Linked DNA regions of Homo sapiens: region 2 is linked to region 1. Evidence: chromatin contacts called from ENCODE Hi-C data. All regions are on one chromosome and are shown on one strand. The core of a region is the stretch at or near the end of the contact, and the rest is flanking DNA. Distances in the headings are between cores, read along the strand shown. Region 1 has its middle 74 kb from the start of DHCR7. Region 2 holds the start of KRTAP5-8 (keratin associated protein 5-8).

Region 1 (6,983 bases), core at 2,724-5,223:
CAATACTAAATTTTGTTCAGATTTCAGGAGAAGAGGAACTTAACTTTGGAATCTGGTAATTAAACATTTCCAGAGGAAACTTTCTTAAAATACTACTTAAAAATAAGGACAATACTGTGATCTTACTCATATGTTTAATTTCTGTTCAAGTCATTGCTTGGACTTGGTAATTTTTTTAAACAAAGCATGACACAATGTTAAACTAAAGAAGCCCTAGATAAGAAGACTTTTTGAACATACTGAAAGCTTCAATATGAAACCTATCAATTTCCTGAAAGTTAATGAACAACGCAACTTTCAATTTTTGTGTCTCCAAAAAGAATCAGGCCAGATAATCTTCAAGATGGCTTCCAACTCTGGCCAAAGTTATTCTGCATGCACGTCTTTCCAGCATCAGAGCTTGCTTATGTGTAGAAGATTGTTGAATCCTTGACTGAATCCACTGTGTGTGTTCTTTAGAAAGAGGGGCATAGCTTAAGAGGAAAAATGATCATTTACAAATTAAAATGATCCAATGTAATGAGTGAACTGACTTAGTAAGTATTATTGAAGCCCTCAAGTTTGCTGTCTGCCGACCCACATGGTTGGCTCTGGCCATGGAACTCAGCAGCCAGAAGATGAGAGGAGGAGAGGGAAGTGCTGGTCCACCCTGAGCAAGGAGCAGCCAGTCATCACAGTCATGGCAGAAGTTATTATCTCAGGCTCATGGCAGCCACTTTGCTGCACTCTATGTGGGATGGAAGCCTGTATTTTCATTTAAAATTCTGTACAGCACAGAGAAGCCATTGGTTTAATCCTCATTTCAAACAATCCCTATCTTCCTGAGGTTGAAATAATGGGGAAAGGGGAACTGCCAGTCCTGGCTCATTATGTGATGTGTGATTTCAGGGAGGTTGCACCACCACTCTGATACCCCCTCTGCTCATCAGTCATGAGGTGACAATTTGCTCTCTATCCCTATCCCTATCCCTAACTCTATCCCTATCTCAGTCTCTATCTCTGTGTCCACTCCTATCTCTATATCTATCTTGAACCCTATTCCTATTTCTATCTTTATTCTTGTTGTGATTTGAATGCCCCCCGCCAAAATTCATGCTGAAATGTAATTTCCATTGTAATAGTAACGTTAACAGGTGGAGCCTTTAAGAAGTGATTAGGTCATCAGGGCTCTGTCCTCATGAATGGATTAATGCTGTTATCTTGGAAGTGGGTTAGTTATTGTGGGAGTAGTCTCCTGATACAAGGATAAGTTCATCCCCCCATTTGCTTACTCTGTTTTGTGTGCTTGTTTCCACCCTTCACTCTTATATCATGGGATAACACCAGATGCAAGTGCCATGCTCTCAGACTTCTCAGCCTCCAGAACCATGAGCCAAATGAACCTTTGTTCTTCATATAATAAATTACCCAGTCTGTGGTATTGTTATAGCAGCAGAAAATGAAATAAGATAATCCCTATCCCTATTTGTCTTATCCCTAACTCTATCCTCATCTCATTCCTTTACCTATCACTAACCCTATCCCTCTCTGTCTCTATCCATATCCGTACCCTTATCTCTAGCTCTATCTCTATCTCTATCCTTTTCCCAATTTCTACCAGTAGGGCTGTTATACAAATGAGTGTGAAACAGCAAATGCAAGACACTTTGTAAGCGGTAAAGTTCTCAGCAAACTCAGGGAGGGGGATGCTGGCATAAACCAATGGTTCCCAAACCATCCATCAGAATCACCTGGAGGGTCGATTGAAAACAGATGGCTGGGCCCCACCCCAGCATTTCTCAATCAGCAAGAATTTCATTTCTAACAAGCTCTCAGGTGTTGGTGCCACTGCTGATCAGGGGACCAGCATTTCTTGTGGATCTCTACGGTGGTCTTTTTAGGTTATACTGGGACAGGCAAATACTTCCTGGTAGTCTCCACCACAAAAGTAGGATATACTTTGTTAACACTTACAGAATTTTTTAAAAAATGTGTTTATTAATCATGATTATGCTATGAAACAGGTACTGTATTTATTTAACCGATGGACCTAAGTTGAGTAAAAATATTTTTAAGGTGTTCAGAGATAGGGTAGAAAGTTCTAGAACTGCCTTCCTCCAACCTGGTCTTTCCCAAGAACTGACCCAAACCAGGGGCTCCCTTGGGAGCATGCCCTATCTCTGTTTGAACCCTAGCACAGTGATCCTTGGCCAACTGCAAGCCTTGGCAAGTCCTCTTTGCAAAAGCCCTGTGTCTGCACCCTGATTAGTATCACTGGCACTTGTCTGAAAGTGGGCTCTCATTCTCTCTCTTCCTCCTGCCTTTCTCCTTCTGGGCAAATTTGGACAAAAGCTGGCATCTGCTATAATTCACATCGTATGCCATGTCCTCCACCAAGGCTGTGAACAGGAGCCCGGGCATCTACAGAGGGGACTCTATGGAAAGATAAGTAACTGGAACTTGTTTTGTTTGTTTCTCAAACAAACAAAAATCATAATCCTGACTCCATTCTCCTTAATGCACTACCAAGTTCTGTAATTCAGAACAAATGATCATATTCTCACTGTACTGCCTGTTTTTCTCTAAGAAAATATTCCAAATTGATTTTTAACTCATAAGAATTAATGAAGTTGTCGACTTGGCAAAGAGACTTCTGCACTCCCACACTGATTGCTTCATTGTTCACAATAGCCAAATTATGAAATCAACCTCAGTGTCAATCAACAGATGAATGGATAAAGAAAATGTGGTATAGATATAAACAATAGAATACTATTCAGCCCTAAAAAAGAAAGAAGTCTTGTCATTTGCAATGATATGAATGAACTCGAATGACACTATATTCAGTGAAATAAACTGGGCCCAGAAAGCCAAATACTGGATGTGATATCTAAAAATGTCAAACTCATTGAAATAGAGAGTAAAATGGTAGTTATCAGGGGCTAGGGTAGGGGAGGAGGATTGAGGAGACGTTGGTCAAAGGACACTTTCAGTTAGGAGGAATGAGTTCAAGAGATCTACTGTACAACACGATGACTATAGTTAATAACAATGTCTTATATACTTGAAAATTGCTAAGAGAGTAGATTTTAAATGTTCTCATTAGGAATACATAAGTATTTGAAAAAATTATTTTTCTGCCACATATCTAAAACTAAAATAAAGTTGTTAACTTGGGGTTCATGATGGTACTACCATGTACTGTAGTGGATAGTGGGGGGCTGAGATTGGGAAATTGTGGGTGAGCGAGGGTGGAGATCAGAGGGCTTCCCCTCTATCCTAACCTACCCAGTGTCTCCCTGTTCTGCATTTCCCAGAATCCCTTGCAGCAAGCTCCTAATGGAAGCACCTGTATCTAATTGAACGCTCCTGCAGGACAAAGGCTCTGCCAGCACTGTTTGGCATTCCTGCAGGCAAGCCCCCGCACAGAGGTGTTGACCCTTCCTCCAGCAGCTTCCCTATCTGGGTGGCGTCTACAGTGGCCATCTCCTGACTCTGATGGTGGCCTGATTCTGGAGCTGGAGGAGGAGCTACAGCTTCCCAGTTGAGCAGGTGGCTTCCTGTTGGCAAAGAGGAAGCAGCTCCTTTGCTAGCTCGGTTTTGTTTTCAAAGTCGTTCCTGAATATTCAGTTCCACAACCATTTCTTCAGCCTCTCCAATGATTCTATTTGCCCCCCGTAACCTGAAACTAATTCCTTCTTGCTAAACTAGCTGCAGTGCATCCTGTTCTCTGAGACTGAGCCCCAGTGATATAGTGCAGGTATGCATTTCCCAGGGAGATACTCCATCATTCCCACCAGCTTCCTGAGAGGGCAAATATCCGAGAGAGGCTAAGAACCTCACCCACTTGTGATCCACAGGAAGTTCTGGTGGGCTAGCACTAGTGCAGATGTCCTAGAATACTTGAGGGGAATCAAATCACGCTGAACTTGTGGTAATACAGTGCTTCTAAAAAGTTCTTCTAATTTGCATTCTGCCCATCTGGAGTTTCAGTTCCTGGGTCTAATTAACACATTGCTCACCTGAAGCCATTTTCACTTTATATTCAATTCAACAATTCAATGACTTGTTTAATAAACATTCACTGAGTAAGCATTCACCGGACCCTATGCTAGGAGCTGGGGAAACAGACATACCTGCTGTAATTCCTGCCTGGGGGAGCTTAGCTGCTGCATAAGGAGGAGAAAGCCTAGAAATAAAACCACTGCATTTTAAGGCTATTATGGCCACAGCAGAAATTATGTATCAGGTGGTAAGAGGGGAGAGAGAATGAGGCAACAATGTCCTAGGAAACGTCTGTGACCACCAACTGTGGCGACTGCGAAAAGGGCTACAAATTCTTCCCCTTCCATCAGGAACTGGAAACTACTTCTTCATCCCTAGAATATGGGTTGGTCATGTGACTAGCTTTAGTCAATGGGACATTAGCAAACATGATGCAATGTTCCATGGACTAAGGGGTAAAAAGTAACTGTGCATTGGGATTCCTCTCTTGCTGTTCTTGGAAATCCTGCAGCCACCACCATGCAAACTGGCGGATGCACAAAAGACATATGGCCCAGTAACCCCCAGTAACTATATCTGACTCTCAGCTAATCAGCAGCCAACTGCCAAATGCAGGTATGAAACTACCTGACCACCAGCTGCCCACAGATGAATGAATAAGCCCAACCAAAATAAGCAGAGGAACCAGCGAGGCCCAGCCCAAGTCACTGGGCCACAGAATCATTACCTGATAAATAATTGTTCTTTTAAGCCACCAAGTGGCGGGATTGATACATCTACTCTGTGCCTAGATTTCTACTAGGCCTCCAGGCAGAGTTTCAGGAGAAATAGAAGAAATATTTCCTGTTTTCAAGGAACTAAGGCATCACATCTGAAATTTGCCTTTGGCATAGGGGACTGACTATGTCGTGGTATCCGTCTTCTGGGTCTGCCTTCTCAGTCCAGAAGAGGTCAGTAGTTGCTAACGCTCCAAGTGCTTTTGGTGTAAAAATCCATTCTCCAAAGGAGGTTGAGAATAGACTTTTCCATCATGGTCAAGGAATGAAGATGGTGGTAAGAGACTATGGCAATGAGGCAGGTATGCTGGTAGCAACAATCCCCATTGTCCTTCTTGCCAGTGTGGCCCAGAGGCTGGGGATTGAAAGGATGCTTGCTATTTGTTAGGTAGCCTGCGTGTGAATTCCAGCTTCACTCAGTATGGACAAGCTGTAATGCAAATCACTTCACCCTCCAGGGCCTGTTTCTTCTTCAGCCACATGGGCTGACAACACCAACTCCCAGGGTGTTGGAGGAGCAGATGCGTAGACATGAGTGGAGGGCTCAGCACATGCACACCCACTCCCTCTGCTCTCTCGCTGGCCCTGCAAAAGGGCAGGGAAGTGGCCCAGACTCCTTGTAATCCCAATGGTCATCTATGCCACAGATAGCCCTGGTAACTGGAAGGTTCAGTCAGAGTGGATCATTTGGTGCCTGCGAGGCCTGGCTCTCCCCACCAGGCTCCAACCTCCCTCCTCTCTTGATTCCCTGGGTCTCCTCATAGACTCCTCTCATCCTCCTTCATTTGTGCCTGTCTTTACTGCTTCTGGGGAGAGTGTCCTGCTCGCCTGGGGCCCTGGGCCTCCTTGCAATGCCACACTCTCATCCCAGCCCCACCCCCGAGTCTAGCTGGGCCCCTCTGGTAGGGTTGGGATAGAGCTGGCCAAATGAGGCCAGTGAAGGCCAGAGCTCTGGGGCAAGCAGCTTTCCTCTCTTACAAGCTGATGGTTGCAGAATGGGGCTCAGCCTACTAGAAAAAGCTGGATCTCCCTCAGGTGAAGCAGCAAACTCAGGGGGGATGGGAAGCTCTGCAAAGCCATCCCTAATGAGGCCAGCAGGGTAGTGCAGGGTACAGGACAGAGAACCAGGAACCAAGAGGCCTGAATTCTGTACCCAGCTTGGTAGTGCTGGGCCATTCTAGGACCCACACTCACACTAGGGACACAGCTCCTGCTGTTCCATGAGCTGCCCTATGGGGTCAGGACACAAATGGTGGAGCAGGAGGCCTTGCTCCCCTCCATGGGATCTGAGAGTAGAGAGCACAAAGCAGCTGCTACAGCCTAGACGTGTCTTTCAGATCTCTCGTCCTCTCTTTAAAATGTGTGCAGGTTGATACTCCTCTCCACAGTAGACCTGTTGGTTTTATGGTTAAATGTCTTAAATTACTTACCGATTAAATTATCCAATTCTTCCTCTAAAAGAAGAGTTGAAGGAAACTGACCTCTGGGAAGCTGTGCCCCATTGTCCTGAAAGTTCAGGCCCCTGCCAGGTGTCCCCAGATCAGAGGTCTTCCATCTCAGAGCAGCAGAAAAGCAGCGCCCCCAAATGGCTGCGTCTAAGTTGTGCTGAGTGTATGTTTTTCAAAACCAATGTCAGGCAGAGAGTTTTGTGCTGGTGCAGGTGTTAGAGACTGCATGACGTCTCTGGAATTGTAGGAATTTTTGTTTGTTTGGGCAGAGGATTGGAAACATGGACGGCCTGGAGTGTGGGGAGTGTGTTTTCATGCTTGCTGTGTTTCTTCTCACTTCTCATCTCGTCTGAGAATGTGGCTGCGCTCGGGAAGCAGGCTCGCCCCTGCTGCGTGGTTGGAGAAAGTGAGGAAAACACAAGTTCTCGAGGTCATGTTTTCGGAGGCCTGCAATTGACCTGAATGCAGCAGGTGGCTCTCCTTGGAAGGACAAAGCGGCCACTCAGAGGCCTCGTGTGCAGGTTTTGTCTCACCAGCTGGCACCCATGCCCAGGCTGAGCACGAGCCAACCGCTGGCTGACAGGCCCAGCTGGAGATTTTCGTTTTCCCTTTCGCAGGAGGCTGATTCGACCCTGAAAGAGGGTGAAGCGGCCTCCCAGGGAAGCTGATGCAAAGTTCAGGTGCATCATATCAAGGGACTGGTTGCAGACCACCAGCTTGTTTTCCCCCTCAGCGCTTTTCCTTGATTTTTCTGTGAGATGGAAACTTCTCCCTC
Region 2 (6,983 bases), core at 2,780-5,279, 160 kb before region 1:
CTGGGTGCTGTTCTAGCAGATTATCAAACCCAAGGAGGGTGGTGTTGAGTAAAGAAAAATAAAAATCTCAGAACCCCAAGCCCTCTCGCAAAAGCAGCACTGTTCCTCCACAGCCTGTGTTGCTGTGTGTTTCGCTTGCCAGGCCCAGGAAACGGCAAAGGCTTCAGGTGTCTCAGGACACTTCCTCCACAAATCACTCATAAATATGCGCTATGCTGGTTGCAAAACCTCTCAAGAAGTGCGTCCTGCCATCAACAAGGATGTGCCCGTTGTGACTTCAGGCCTGCAATCCAAGTCCAGCTCCTAAAACGAAAGTGTTCCATTCCACACTGATCATATAGATTATGAGTTTATCTTCCCAGAAGCAGAACAAAAACAAGATGACACCAGTCCCTCCTCCATCTACCCAGAGAGGTCTGCACAACCGACTCTTCCTTTAGTCCCTTTTTCTCTTCAAACGTTCACCTTACCTCATGTAAAATGTAGATTTACTGGGCACTAACTAAAGTCTCACAGGAATGCAATCATTTGCCTAATGCTTACCTGCCTCTTCCTACCTGCCTGCCCCCCTTTAAGGAAATGTATAAATACCAAACTTCCCAAAAATCTCTCTGGGAAAACAGCCACAGATGTGCCTGCATCTTGCATTTTTCTCAGGTGCGCCTTAAAGCAGGCTTAGTAAACCTTGATGGACAGAGAGCTTTGCCTCAGCCACTCATTTCAGGTATCAGTGTAAACCCTGATTTATAGCCCATCGGTTAGAAGCTTGGGAGGCTGGACTCGTGATTGGCATCTGTATTAGTCCATTTTCACACTGCCGATAAAGACATACCTGAGACTGGGCAATTTACAAAAGAAAGAAGTTTAATGGACTCACAGTTCTACCTGGCTGGGGAGGCCTCACAATCATGGTGGAAGGTGAAAGGCACATCTCACATGGTGGCAGACAAGATAAGAGAACTTGTGCAGGGAAACTCCCATTCATAAAATCATCAGATCTCGTGAGACTTATTCACTATCATGAGAACAGCACAGGAAACACCCACCCCCGTGATTCAATTACCTCCCACTGGGTCCCTCCCACAACACAGGGGAATTGTGAGAGCTACAGTTCAAGATGAGATTTGGGTGGGGACAGAGGAAAACCATGTCAGCCTCTGAAGTGGGGACAGTCTTGTGGGACTGAGCCCTTCGCCTGTGGGATCTGAAATGAACTCTGTTTCAAGATGGGAGTGAATTGCAGGACACCCAGCTGGTGTCAGAGAATTGGTCAGTGTGGAAAGAGGCAGAAAATTGAGTAGTGTGGGGAAAACCCGCACATCAGGAATGAGAGTGTTCTGTGTGAGAGTGTAGAGAAACTACGTTTTTCTCAGATTCATGCTGACAACAGAAGCAATACCACAGGTGGAAGAAAACAGAGAGGGCCTCTTTCTGGTCCAGCCACAGGGTGGAGGCCGTTTTTGACTTTCACCTTCCTCTGTGGGTCCAGCTCTCTCTTGCTTGTTGGCTCTGAGGATTATTTTATTTTTTCAACAGCTCAGTGACTTAAAAAATATATGTTTTAAATACAGCACTTTAAAACTTTATTTATTTATTTAGAGATGGAATCTCATTCTGTCACCCAGGCTGGAGTGCAGTGGTGCAGTCTGGGCTCACTGCACCCTCTGCTTCCCGGTTTCAAGCGATTCTCCTGCCTCAGCCTCCTGAGTAGCTGGGATACAGGCGCCCACCACCATGCCCGGCTCATTTTTGTATTTTTAGTGGAGACGGGGTTTCACCATGTCCTTTGAGAAGTTCCAGGTTGTGAATAGTGTCTAGTCAACCTTACTTACTAAAACAGAAACTCAGAAGCACATTCTAAAAATTCCGTGTTGTTGAGTTTTCACTTTCTTGTCACAGTTCCATCAGACACTCACGGCCTGCCATCCTGTGAGAAGGTGGCTTCCCGAGCAGCCTCCCGTGCTCTGCTGTTACAGACGCCTGGGTCTGGGGGCTCCAGCCTTGCAGCCCACCTCCTCCTCCGCCAGCTCCTGCCTTCCCTCCCCATGAGTCGAACATGCCGGACTTTGGTCTAGGCCCTCCAGCCTCCGGAACTGGGAGAAATGGTGTCTGTTGTTCCGTCTTCCAGGCTTACTCTGTGGGTTTTGTTCTGGCAGCCCGAGCTGACAGAGGCAGCAGGGAAGGGACAGTTGGGGGCCTGAAGCAGAGGTCTAGGTAGGGAGGTGTCACAAGAAGGCAGGAAGGAGGTGTCTTAGGATGTCTTCCAGGAGATGCTGTGGGATTTGGCGACTTGTAGGGGAGAGAAGCCCAAGGGGCCTCCCAATTCTGTATCCTGGAAGATGGGAAAGATGGTGATGCCCCAAGCCAAGTGGATACCACGGCTGAGTTGTGCCCCCTGGTACATACGTTGGAGTCCTCACTGCAGTATCTCAGAATGGCACCTTATTTGGAGATAGATCTTTACAGGGGTGATTAGTTAAAACGTGGACATAATGGAGTAGGGTAGGCCCTAATCTAATCTGTGTCCTTATACAAAGAGATGAGGACGCAGACACACACAGAGGGACAAGCACATGAGGATATAGGGATGGCGGCATCAGTAAGCCACGGAGGGAGGTCTCAGGAGGACCCGGCCCTGAGGCACCTCGATGGCAGATTCTGGCCTCCAAACTGTGAGACGATCCACTCCCGTTGCATAAGCCACATGGTTTGTGGGGCAGCCCTAGCAAACTCACACAGCAGGGAACGGGGGGTTCCCAAATGCCTGGGAGTGCGACTCTGTGAAAATTGTACATTTATCTAATCACACAGAAGTTGAAACAAAAGAATCACAACGCAAACTCGTGGGAGGTGTGGATCGTATTTATTTAGAAGATTCAGCCTAGGCACTTACAAGGCGAAGCCCTGGGGAAAGAAACAAGGCCAGGTCAGAGGTAGAAGAGGAGACTGGGCGCCCCTCCTCCTCAGGAGAGGATCCTGGGGTCTCTAATAATTCTGAGTCCTCTAGGTCAACTCCAAAAACAATCGGAGCTGTGGCAGCTCAGGCAGGATGAAGATGAAGGGTGGAGGAGCCAGGAGGTTGCAGGGACCGGGGAGAGGCGGCAGCAGGTCGGAGGATTCCAGTTTCAGTGTGTTTCCAGCAGGCTCACAGGAGGGGCCCAGGGATGTGGGATCTTGAAGCCCTGAGAAGGTTGAAGTGATGAGGTCAGGAAAGGAAGAGGGGATTCTGGGAGGGTTGATGGGCAGCACCCAGCATGCCAGAAGCCCTCATGACCTCAGAGGCTGAGCAGCTGAGTACTGAGCCCTGGACGCTAGGCTGCCTTAGTCCAGAGGAGGACAGACTCAGAGATGTGCTTCAGGAATTCAGGACACAGCTACAGTCATTCCTGGAGAGCCCAGATCTGTGGGACCAGCTGAGATTTGTAGGCAGAGCCTCAGATCTTGCACTGGCAGCAAATTGGGACACAGCAGCTGGACTGGGAACAGCAGGGCTTGCAGCAGCTGGACTGGCAGCAGGATGACCCACAGCCTGAAGAGCAGCAGCAGGGCTTACAGCAGCTGGACTGGGAACAGCAGGGCTTGCAGCAGCTGGACTGGCAGCAGGATGACCCACAGCCTGAAGAGCAGCTGCAGGGCTTACAACAGCTGGACTGGGAACAGCAGGGTTTGCAGCAGCTGGACTGGCAGCAGGATGACCCACAGCCTGAGGAGCAACAGCAGGGCTTATAGCAGCTGCACTGGGAGCAGCCACAAGAACCACAGCCTCCCTTGGAGCCCCCACAGGAGCCACAGTCCCCCTTGGAGCCCCCACAGGAGCCACGGCCCCCCTTGGAGCCCCCACAGGAGCCACAGCTGGAGCAGGAACAGGCTGGCACACAGCAGCACACGGGCTTGCAGCAGCAGATGGGCACACAGCAGCTAGAGCCACATCCCCCACAGCCAGAGCCGCAGCCCCCACAGCCGGAGCCACAGCCTCCAGAGCAGCCACAGCAGCCCATGGTTCTGGTGGGTTGAGGGTGGAGCAGGTAGAGGAGCAGGTGAGAGGGAGGTGTGCAGGTGTGGAACTCCCTGAGCCTGGGCCCTTTATATCCCTGCCCAGGTGTTTATACTGAACACATGAATACTTCTGTTGTTGTTTCTGCTATTTCACATGCACGAGTGTTATTTTTAATCTCTTCACAATCCCATGAGCCGCCATCAGCTCCAGCCAAGCTCTCCTTTCCTTGGTTTCTAAATTTGGCCTCTTCCTCATAGGTGTTTCCCTTTGTTAGAAGACACTGGGCTCCCTCTCCAGCAGGTGTCCCGGGAGCCTGGGAGACGGTGGTGGCTTGGCCAGCGGGTGGACCATTTTCCTTGGCGCTCAGGGCTCTCCTCAGCGATGCAGACCCTCCACCCCCTGGCATTGGTGTTTATATCAACGGTGGTCATTTTGTAAAAAAATTAAATAAAATTAAAACTAACAAAATAAGCTGAAAGAAAAGGCTGTCTATAGGTTCCACCGCTTAAAAATTTCCAGGATAAATATTTTGTCAAATTTGTAAAACACAGTTTTGAAGAGCGTGGATTTGAGTGTGGCCCTGGTTCTCCTTTGTCTTTCTTACCTCTTCTTCCTGTGGTTCGGCTCACTCCTCCAGACACGGATTAGACCCACGTTCCCTTCAGGCAAGCTGGGCTCACAGAGGGAACAGAGGAACGGGACCCTTTCTAATGCTTTCAAGTTTTCCTCAATTAAGTCTTTGTAAAAATTCCACAAATCAACAGATATGCTTCAAATTTATTCTCCTTGAAGGCTACAAAAATTTTGATTAGCCATCCTCTCTAATGTACTTTTATTTTCCGAAGATTAATTTTAATTTTATATTGAGGTAAAATTTACATGCAGTGAAATGCTTTTTTTTTGAGACTAAATCTCACTGTGTTGCCCAGGCTGGAGTGCAGTGGCATGATCTCGGCTCACTACAACCTCTGCCTCCCGAGTTCAAGCAATTCTCCTGCCTCAGCCCCCTGAGTAGCTGGGATTACAGGCGTGTGCCACCATGCCTAGCTAATTTTTGTATTTTTAGTAGAGAGGGGGTTTCACCACGTTGGCCTGTCTGGTCTCGAACTCCTGACCTCAAGTAATCCACCTGCCTCGGCCTCCCAAAGTGTTGGGATTACAGGCATGAGCCACCACACCCGGACTGCATTTTTTTTTTTTTTTTTTTTTTTTTTTTTTTTTTTTTGAGGCAGTGTCTCATTCTGTCGCCCAGGCTGGAGGGCAGTGGTGCGATCCTAGCTCACTGCAGCCTTGGCCTACCAGCCTCTGCACATACTTTAAGTGTACAATTCCATGAGTTCCGCTAAACATGTACTCGTGTGCCCATCACCCCAACCATGACCAACTGCTTCAACCCCAGAAGGTTCACTTTCACGGCCTTCCCTTCCTGCCCATCACTACAGGCACAGCTTTGCTGACTAGTTTTGCCTGCTATTGAATGTCGCGGAAATGAAATCATTAAAAATGTACTCTGGTTTCTTTCCCTCACGATGTTATTGTGTGTGTCAATGATTTGCCCTTCTTCTTCTTCTTCTTTTTTTTTTTTTTGAGACAGGGTCTTGCTCTGTCACCCAGGCTGGAGTGCAGAGTGGTGCGCTCATGGCTCACCGCAGCCTCGACCTCCTGGGCTGAGGCAATCCACCTGCCTCAGCCTCCCAACGTGCTGGGACTACAGGCATGAGCCACCACGTCTGGCCTTATTCTTCTTTTTTAATCATCGCGTAGTGTTTCGTGTAAAAATACTCTCCACGGCGTTCCTCCATTCTCCTGTTCATAGATATTTGAATTGTTCGCAGTTTGGGGCGATGATAAATAACACATAATCATGCCTTCCAGTCCTTCCGTATTCATGTTTTTGGTTTTAATTTTTTGGTTAAATATTGAGGACTGGCCTTGCTAGACCATAGAGTAGTGTATGCTTAACTTTCTAAGAAACAGACAGCTTTCCAAACGCTCAAGCTGCTTTCCCTTCTCCTCAGCAATGCCTGAGAGCGTCCGCTGCCCCAGGCCTGTCAGTACCGCCATTGGGTTTTCAAATGTGAGGCGTCGGATGGGTGTAAAATTGCCTCTCATGTGGATTTTGATCTGCGTTTCTCTGATGACTAATGTTTGTGAGGGTCTTTTCTTGCACTTACTGGTCATTTTCACATCTTTCTTGTTAAAAGGTTTTGTTAAAATTGTTTGCCCACTTTATTGTAGGGTTATTGAGTTGTTGGAACTCTTCATAAATTCAATATCAAGAATATATGAATGAAATGCTTTGCCATATGTATGTATATATATATATATTTACACATGTATTTTATATACATGCATATATGTGTGAAGGGGGCCAGCCCCTCCACACCTGTGGGTATTTCTCATCAGGTGGGACGACAGACTGAGAAAAGAAATAAGACACAGAGACAAAGTATAGAGAAAGAAAAGTGGGCCCAGGGGACCGGCACTCAGTATACGGAGGACCTGTGCCGGCACAGGCCTCTGAGTTCCCTCAGTATTTATTGATTACTATTTTCACTATCTCAGCGAGAGGAATGAGGCAGGAGAGCAGGGTGATAGTGGGGAGAAGGTCAGCAAGAAAACATGTGAGCAAAGCAATCCGTGTCACAATTAAGTTCAAGGGGAGGTACTATGCCTGGATGTGCACGTAGGCCAGATTTATGCTTCTCTCCACCCAAACATCTCAGTGGAGTAAAGAATAACAGAGCAGCATTGCTGCCGACATGTCTCGCCTCCTGCCACAGGGGGGTTTTTCTGTTATCTCAGAATAGAACAAATGTACAATCGGGTTTTACACTGAGACATTCAGTTCCCAGGGACAGGCAGGAGACAGAGGCCTTCCTCTTATCTCAACTGCAAGTGGCCTTCCTCTTTTACTAATCCTCCTCAGCACAGACCCTTCATGGGTGTCGGGCTGGGGGACGGTCTTTCCCATCCCACGAGGCCA

What was found. A loop is a pair of places that touch in the nucleus more often than their neighbours do. Pooled maps may share reads with other maps.
Region 2: a pooled map shows a loop between it and region 1 (4-fold over the local background). The contact joins the promoter of KRTAP5-8 here to the enhancer-like site in region 1. A Hi-C loop is called at or near these places in 4 of 37 single-sample maps with no recorded cell type and 2 of 50 pooled maps.

What each region holds. Positions count from the first base shown.
Region 1 is chr11:71,370,866-71,377,848 of GRCh38, reverse strand. No RefSeq gene overlaps it. Among named protein-coding and RNA genes, the nearest start is that of DHCR7, 74 kb to the left of the region's middle. RefSeq lists a silencer at 3,907-3,956. Within about 2 kb of position 3,973, at least 3 of the 41 ENCODE cell types and tissues checked have a DNase peak (open chromatin) inside an H3K27ac peak, as active enhancers do.
Region 2 is chr11:71,535,071-71,542,053 of GRCh38, reverse strand. KRTAP5-8 (keratin associated protein 5-8) reads right to left here and starts at 4,029. Exons shown (of 1, transcript NM_021046.3): 1 at 2,845-4,029. The coding sequence starts at 3,998. The coding sequence ends at 3,435. RefSeq lists an enhancer at 6,629-6,688.